Linked DNA regions of Homo sapiens: region 2 is linked to region 1. Evidence: chromatin contacts called from ENCODE Hi-C data. All regions are on one chromosome and are shown on one strand. The core of a region is the stretch at or near the end of the contact, and the rest is flanking DNA. Distances in the headings are between cores, read along the strand shown.

The links. Hi-C counts contacts between places; a loop is a spot of excess contacts on that map.
Region 2: a map of right cardiac atrium shows a loop between it and region 1 (4-fold over the local background). The contact joins two enhancer-like sites. A Hi-C loop is called at or near these places in 1 of 168 maps with a recorded cell type or tissue (right cardiac atrium).

The regions. Positions count from the first base shown.
Region 1 is chr11:86,019,519-86,023,564 of GRCh38, forward strand. PICALM (phosphatidylinositol binding clathrin assembly protein) reads right to left here. Exons shown (of 20, transcript NM_007166.4): 4 at 2,849-2,951. Among named protein-coding and RNA genes, the nearest start is that of PICALM, 48 kb to the right of the region's middle. Within about 2 kb of position 2,078, at least 2 of the 41 ENCODE cell types and tissues checked have a DNase peak (open chromatin) inside an H3K27ac peak, as active enhancers do.
Region 2 is chr11:86,456,864-86,461,433 of GRCh38, forward strand. All of the region lies in intron 8 of ME3 (malic enzyme 3), which reads right to left. Among named protein-coding and RNA genes, the nearest start is that of CCDC81, 84 kb to the left of the region's middle. RefSeq lists an enhancer at 3,110-3,638. Within about 2 kb of position 3,293, at least 18 of the 41 ENCODE cell types and tissues checked have a DNase peak (open chromatin) inside an H3K27ac peak, as active enhancers do.

The sequences.
Region 1 (4,046 bases), core at 828-3,327:
ATCTATTATTCTGAAATCTGTAAATACACTGAAGATCAACTTCACTGAAGACACTTTACAGTGAAATATTATTGGACAGGATACAGAGGTTAAAAATCAGACTTCTAAAAAAGTTCTCCACCATAATCTTCTACAAAGTGCTTAAATATATGAAACAAAATCTGTAGAATTTACTTTAGGTATATTCCAAAATAATCACCTCCTGATGGATTTGGAATGGCAGCATAGAACATTTAAATTCAGCTTTAAATTTTCTTGCATAACTAAGAGGTTACCTCTATATTTTAATTAAATTTTTCACTTCAGTCCATTAATTTAAAATTTCAATAGAACAATCTAAAGGAACACATCAATTGCTTAGACCTTTGGGATCACTGAGCAGCAGAGTGGCTCAGGAAGGCATTCACCAGACTATTTCTGTACATGCCAGATTCCCTTCAAGACAGGTCTTCATAGCTACAAGGGTCATCGCTGCTGCTAAGAATGTCTTCAGTGGCTTTCTCCTGAGGCCTCATCCTATATCCTAGGAAAAAAATCTGCATATCAGGTGTTATCACTTATAGAAGCACTGACTATATCATTCATGTGACTGGATCATGTACTAAGATGATTGTTATTTAGGGTGCAGCAAAAATTAAATGCATCTTCTGCATTTAAGATTAAAAGAAAGCTTAAATACAAAACAGCACTGAAAGAAATGAAAAAAGATCCAAATAAACAGAAACACATCTCTTGTTCATAGACTAGAAATTTAATCATTAAGAAGGTAATACTCCCCAAACTGATCTATAGATTCAATGCAATCCCCCACAAAATCCCAGCTATCTTTTCTGCAGAAATCAAAAAGCTGATCCTGAAATTCACATGGGAATGCAAGGGGCCCAGAACAGCTAAAACAATCTTGGGAAAAAAAAAAAAAAAAAAAGAATAGAATTGGAAGACTCACACGTTCTAATTTTAAAACACACTGCAAAGCAACAGTAATCAAGACAATGTGGTACTGGCATGAAGATATACATACAGATCAACAGAACAGAACTGCAAGTCCAGAAATAAACCTTTACATTTATGGTCAACTCATCTTCAACAAGGTACTAAGACTATCCAATGGGGAAAGAAGAGTAATTTCACAAAATGTTGCTGGGATAACTCAATATCCACATACAAAAGAATAAATTTGGACTCACCTCTCACACCATATACAAAAGTTAATTCCAAATAGATAAGAACCTAACTATATGGGCAAAAAATACAAGATTCTTAGAATAAAAAGTAGGAGTAAATCTTTGTGACCCTGGATTAAACAATGATTTCTTAGACATGATTACAAAAGTACAAGCAACCAAAGGAAAAAAAAGATACACTTAATTAATTAAAAATGTTTGTTCTTCAAAAAACACCAACAAGAAACTGAAAAGACAAGCCATGGGAGAAAAATATTTGCAAATTATTTATGCGATAAGAAACTGGTGCCCAGAACATATTTTTTAAAATTCTTGCAACTTAACAATAAAAAGGGCAAGTAACCCAATTTAAAAATGAGCAAAAGGCCAGGTCAGTAGCTCAAGCCTATAATCTCAACACTGTGGGAGGCCAAAATGGGAAGACTGCTTGAGCCCAGGAGTTCAAGACCAGCCTTGGCAACATAGTGAGAACTCATTTGTATGAAAATTTTTTTAAAAATTAACTGAGCATAGTGTTGCATGCCTGTGTTCCCAGCTACTCAGCAGGCTGAGGGGGAAAAATTGCTTGAGCACAGGAGGTCGACACTGCAGTGAGCTGGGATGGTGCCACTGTCTCAAAAAGTGAAAATAAAAAATAAAAACAGGGCAAAGGGTTTGAAGAGGCATTTTTTCAAAAGACGATATGCAAATGGTCAACAGCTCAAAAAAAATGCTCAATATCATTAGCCATCAGGGAAATGCAAACTAAAAATCACAAGACACCAGTTCACACCCACTAGGATGGCTACCATTTAAGAAAAAAAAAAAAAGGCAAAAAAAAACCCAGAAAATAACAAGTATGGCAAGAATAGGGAGAAACTGAAAGTGCCATACATTGCTGGTGGGAACGTAAAGTGATTCAACTGCTTTGAAAAATGATTTGGCAGTTCCTCAAAATGACAAACATAAGAGTTACCATATGACACAGCAATTCCACTTCTAGGTATACACCGAAGAGAATTAAAAAGATAATCCACATAAAATCTAATGTTCACAGCACCATTATTCCTAATAGGCAAAAGTAGAAACTATTCAAGTGGCCATCACCTTATGAACAGATAAACAAAATGCAGTATATGTCCATAAAGTAAAATATGATTTGGCTAGAAAAAGGAATAAAATACTGATATATGAAATAACATGGATGCTATAACTTGGACATATCATGCTACACAAAGGTCACATATTGTATAATTTCATTTATATGAAATGTTCAGAATAGACAAGCCCAGAGACACAGAAAGTAGATTCATGGTTGCCAGGATCTAGGGGAAGAGGGAATAGGAAATGAATGCTAATAGGTATAGAGTTTCTTTGTGGAGGTGATAAAAATGTTCTGAAATTAGTGGTGATGTTGGACAACTTTGTAAATACACTAAAAACCAATGAATTACACACTTTAAAATGATAAATTTTGTTATGTGAATGATATCTCAATAAAGGTGCTATAAAAAGAACTTAAAAACAAATCCTACCACAAAAAGTACTTGATATACCTCATCAAAGAAAAATGAGGCTCATCTTTTAAAACTGGCTAAAATTTCATAATTCATAATCTAGTAACTCCTATGTTTTACATTTTTAAAAATTCAAATCAATTAGATGTCAAAAAAAGCTTAACTCACCCTCTCTTCACTTTTGTGAAATCAAATGCAACTTGTCTGTATGAAACTGCTTTCTCATTTAAATATCTACTATACCGCCTAATAAATGTAGACATGTCATATCCTGTAAAAAAACAAAAACAAAAACAAAACAAAGAGAGAGACAAGTTTTTATAAATGACTAAAAATCCCAATATGCCTAGAAAAACAACTCATTGCATCCAATGGCTATAAAATGTCTTGATATCCCAATTCAATTTAGTATGTAAATTAAGTAACTAATTAATAACATTACCATTAAATTCTCTTAAGGCTTCATATTTAAATCAGATAAGTCCTATGTAGTTTTAAAAAAAAAACCTCTTCCCTTAGAACTTCACTATTCTCTCAATATTCCTATTCTTTATTCATCAGGAATTAGAAAAACGTTCTTTTACACAACTTGATAATCTCACAACTCAAATTTAACATCCTATGGAACCACAATCCCATTCCTCAAATCAAGCAACTTTATATAATTTTTATACTCCTAAAATCTTTAGCTGTATTTAGAACCATAACTTGTATGTGCCAACCTTATAAAAAGTATAAAAAATTACTGTGTAATATAAGAAATGGCAACATGCAAGTTCAGGGTGTAACAAAAACAATTATATGAATGTTTTCAATGAAACTTTCTAAATGAATACATAAATCATTCTAAGATTTTGTTTCATCATGACCTTGACTTGAAAACTTTAGCAACATAAAATCTAATCAATATTATTTTCTAAAAACACCAAAAACTTTGTGTTTTAGTTATTACCTGGCTCAAGGAAGTCTATAAATTTTTGCTCCTCATTGAAAAGTGAACCCATTTTATCTCATATTCATCTAACAAATTTAATTACTTGGTCTTTGCTACCTTTAAAAGACAATACCAAAACCAACCAAAATGTAAACTAACTGGATTTCAACATCACCAGTTCATTTATTTAGCAAAATATTTATTGAGTGCCTATTAAGTACCAGTGGAGAAAAATCAGTGAACAAAATAGAAAAAAAAATACTGCTCCCATATGACTTCATACCTACTACTGTACACGTCAGGTGTTACATGCTCACATTCCTCAGCTCTTCGGTTCATATGGTTCTATCTACTATACCCCATCCTAAGACGGTAAACACCTCTCATCCTTCAAGGCTCAACCTCTCGTCTACATAAAAAGAGTGAAATTAT
Region 2 (4,570 bases), core at 2,043-4,542, 440 kb after region 1:
AATTAATCTTCCCAACAACTCCATGAAGTAGGGACTACTGTGCTCCTATTTTTTGCCCTTAAAAGTGGAGAGTGACGCTCAAGGGAAATGGAACTAATCAGGACAGAACTTCTGAATCCTTTCACCACCAAGTCTTCAGACCCTCTGCCTCCAATGTCCAAGTACTTGCTTTTCCCCCTGTTACCATCGATGCCTCCCTGCTTCTAGCTAAAGCACCACTTGTCTAATGGATCCCATCATTTTTGCCTACTTGTCCCATTATTCCCACTCCTATTTCCTGCATATTCAATTTTGCCCTCTCTACTGGATCATTCTCATCAGCATACAAATACACTGTAAAACTTCCATCTTTAAAAGGCCCTCCCTTGGTCCTATATGTCCCACCCTATTTCTTACTCTCCTTTATAGGCAAACTCTTCTAGAGAGCTGAATATATTAACTGCATCTAGTTCCTTCCTCCTTGGTCCCCATGAAACCCAGTCCAATCAAATGACTGACCCACCTCTTGTCAGGGTCCCCAAGTACCTCCAGGTGGCCAAATTCAGTAATCAGTTCTCAGCCTTCTTCTTTCTTGACCTCTCAGCAGCATTTGGTACTGTTGCCCATTTTTTTCCTTTGGGAAGCTATTTCTGCACTTGGTACAGGCCAGAACTCAAGAGGAAAAACAGTGGTTCTTAAGCTCCAAATTACAAAATTTGGCAAATAAAGTTATCTCCATCATTAACCTGCATTTTTGGGGTGCTCTTGGGCTATGCACTAGGGGTTTAAAACTGGAAAGGAAGCTACTTAGCTGTTTCGAGGTAACCACTCTGAGAAGCCCATGGGTCCAGGGATGTGCTGGAACATGACTTGTGCCCATAAATGCCATGGGCAGCTGAAAGTGTGGCAGGTTGTTCCTATTCATGGTAAAAGAAAAAGAAGTTTTTTTTTCCAGAGGGAGATTTCCATAATTACATTTCCTGCAAACTGAGTACTTGAGGTTGTAGCTTCAGGAAATAGCACAAAAGGACATGCTGAAAATGTAGTTTCTGCTTTTAATAGTCAGATTTGACAAAGTTAAAGGAGTTGCCATGCTGAACAATAGATTATTGGAGGAAAGAATTTACTGCTTTATCAGGTAAGGGAAAACTTCTGACCCAGGCAGCAAGAAGGACAGAAAGAGTTAGGCTCTGTCAGGGTCTGGCCACGGTGGCTTTGGAGGCCTGGATCCCTATTGGGACAGAACAACCTCTGCTATGAGGCCACACCTGCTTCCACGATCCATAAGAATTACCTTTCTACAGTAGATACTGCCATTCATTTATTCATTAGTATGTGCTGAGTGTTTGTTCTGGGCCTTCTCTGGGCTAGGCCTTGAATAAATAAAGACAAATAAAAGTCTTGTTCTCAAATAAAACTCTCAAGGAGTTGCTAGCATAAGTGTTCCAAAAATTCAGATTCCCCTTTATTGGACACCAAGCAAAGGCTTTCTACATTACTTCAGTGCAATTTTGTGTCATAAGGGAATTTTCTGGAGCTCCTGGACTCTCTAGAGGGCACTTCTCTGGCCAATGGAGAAGATAGGGTTAGGCCTGTTTTGCCACAATTTGGAAAGAACCAGAAGGAATGATGATCATCTTCTTGGCTTCTCTGGAGGTTCGGCTGTTGCAACAGCTAAAAGGGGAGATCTCGGAGGAGCCAGATACATGAGATCCACATGAACTTCAGGACTAGGAACAGCCCTGGAAGTGAAGAACAGCCTCAGAATACAGGACTTAGTGAAAAGGAAGGCTTTGGGAACAGAGGAGAGAAAAGGTTAAAGAGACCAGGGGAAGTTTCATGGCAGGGGGAGAGATCAAGGAAAGGCCTAGAACTGCTACTCAGTGTGTGTAGTGGTGGTGGTGGGTGAGAGAGAGGGCAGTTGACCCCCGACAGCTGGAAATAATCCCTGGCATCTTGTAAACAAGACAAACGAGCTGCACGGTCTTCAGAGATGAGCCAGCCATTCCTGCCTGTCTGCCTCTTCCCTATTGTGGCATCTGAAGCCTGTGCAAAGTCCCCCACACCTTCCCTCTCCAACAAGGTCATTATCTTCCAGGGATGTATTTTGCATTTCTTGGCTGAGAACCCTACCCCTGGCTCACTTTGAAGCCTTCTGTAAAGTGGGTGACCACCGTCCAGTGTCACTCCCAGATCCTGGGGAAGAGTGGGATCATTTAGAGTCTGTGGCTTGGCCCTGGATGCATTATCCTGGGGGAAGTGAAATGAGCCTTTATGGACAAACAGAAAGTAGTGAAGAACAGGAAGAGAATTCTAGGCAGAGGGACCAGCACATTCAAAATCATGGAGTTGGCAGAAAACTCACAGAAGAGTGACTAATACAATGGGCTGGAATAATAGGGAATATGTGGGAAAGGGGAGAAAAGTGAGATGGGGCCCTGCTTCTCTTCTCCCCAGAGTTCCCCAGTCCTGTGCTCACATGTGGCCCTCTCCTCACCTCCATCAAAATCTCTGCCTTAAGTCTCCTCTTTCCTTCTTCCCTCCCGTATCTGTGTGTCACGAGCCTATTAGGCATCAGAGATTATAGTAATAGGTACCATGAACTGAGTACTGCTACATGCCTGTCCCTACCTATACATCACTTCAATCCTTACAACAATTCAGTGCCATAAACGGGTGTTGGAAATACTTAGCAAGGAATTGGCATAGGCTGCAACCAACCATAACAGATGCTGGCCTTATAAAAAAACCCTGACCATTCTGGTGGTACTAGCTGATGAGCAGTTGTGGCTGTTAAAACTGTTAAGTCCATTTTACAGATAAGGAAAGGAAGGTACCGAGAATTTCAGCCACTTGTCCAAAGCCACAAAGCAGGAAAATGGGGATTCAGACCTAGGCTTGTCTTGGTGAAATGTCTGATTGTTAAGCATTGGACTCACAGGGGGTGCTAATAGCCTGACATAACACACAGGAGCCTTTATGGGCGTCTGGCCTGGAGATTTAGCAGGATTGGTGGACAATGCAGGTCCAGGGAAGGCTGGCCAGGTGGAGGAAGCTGCAGAGCTGATGAGCCAGTGGGGCTTTCCTGGCTCCAGCCATGCTGTGTGGTCAGCTTGCAGGTGGAGGCCAGGGACCCACGGAAACTGGGTCAGCAGCACCCTGGACCTGGCCCCTTGTGTGGCTCTCCTTCCTTCCCCTGTCCCCAGTGTGACCATTCCCACTGCCTTTCCCCTTCTAGGCCTTTCTTTCCTCCCTAAGAGCAGAGATGCTTCTCTGGTCCCAGCTGAAACAACAAAAGTCACCTGAGCCTCTGCCTTTTCCAAAATTCCTGAGAGGCTGCCAGCAATGAGTCAGTGCATTGGCAGCTCTGATCACCAAGGACCAGCCTGGGCCTGGGCCAAGGCTTTATGTGGGTCTGAGCTGGGGTGGGAGGCAGAGATGATGAGAAGCCCTGGGGAGCTCTCTTCCCTTCAAGTGCTCGGGCTTCAGAGGCCCAGCCCCTTGGGGTCAGTGATTCTGAGCACATGGTACAGTGGGACTGGTTGGGAGACAGTCAAATAATGTGCCCTAGGCTCCTGCTCTGCACCAGGCATGGCCCTGCCCTCTGGGAGATCAGTAGAGTGGGGCTCCCGAGGATTGAATTCTATCTATCCACTGAGGATGTGAGGCTAGGCTGGTGTTCAGAGTAGGTAGCATGACCCTAGTCTCATTTTCATGTGGGTTGCTCGATTCCAGCCCCCTCCATGTGTGGTTCCCAAGAAGATTCTGAGAATCTGTCTCCAGCTCCCACGTGTGGTGTGATTTGGTTTCTGTTTACAACTATGATTCTGCATCGCTTCCTCCTCCTTCCCACACTCCCTCTCACCCCTTCACTCCCAACCCTCTGTGGTTCTGTGCATGGAGATGCTCCTCTCCCATTATGAGCATGGCTTGTAGTCTTAAGTGGCATTGCTCCTTACTTTGTATTTGGAGATAAAGGGGGACCATTGCAGCATGGGCTGTATCTGCCATGTTGGCTCATTAGTCCTGGAATTCCTTACCAGTCTTCTCATTGTCTGCTTAACAATGAGAACACACATCACAGGCTTCTGGCCTGGACCCATCCCTAACCAGCTTGTGACTGTGGGCCTCATCTTCAGGTCTGCATTCTGTAGGAGTTAGAGGAAGGAATGGGAACGATGGGGAGGGCAGGATGACAGCAGCAGGATGCCAGGGAGCAGTGACACCCACACTGTTTCAGCAGGGTCTGGAATTTCATCCTTAACGAGAAGATACCCTCCACCACTTCACACGTGCAGGAGCAACAGGCAGCCTGATGCCATGGAGAGAGTGGAGAATTCCAAATCAGACATAATGGGGTTCCAGTTCCAGCTTTGTGTCTTTTGTCTGGCTGTGTGGCCGTGAGCAAGCTTTAACCCCCTGGGCTTCAGTTTCCTCATTAGTGACGTGGGACAGCTGTGTTTGTCCCCCAGTGAGGGAGGGGGGGATGTTGCCAGGCACTTGTAAGATAGTGAGGATGAAAAGCACTTTCAACCTTAAGTTCTGTGTGCATGCAAAATGTTATTTGGTACAGTTTGGGTCCCCTGGAAGA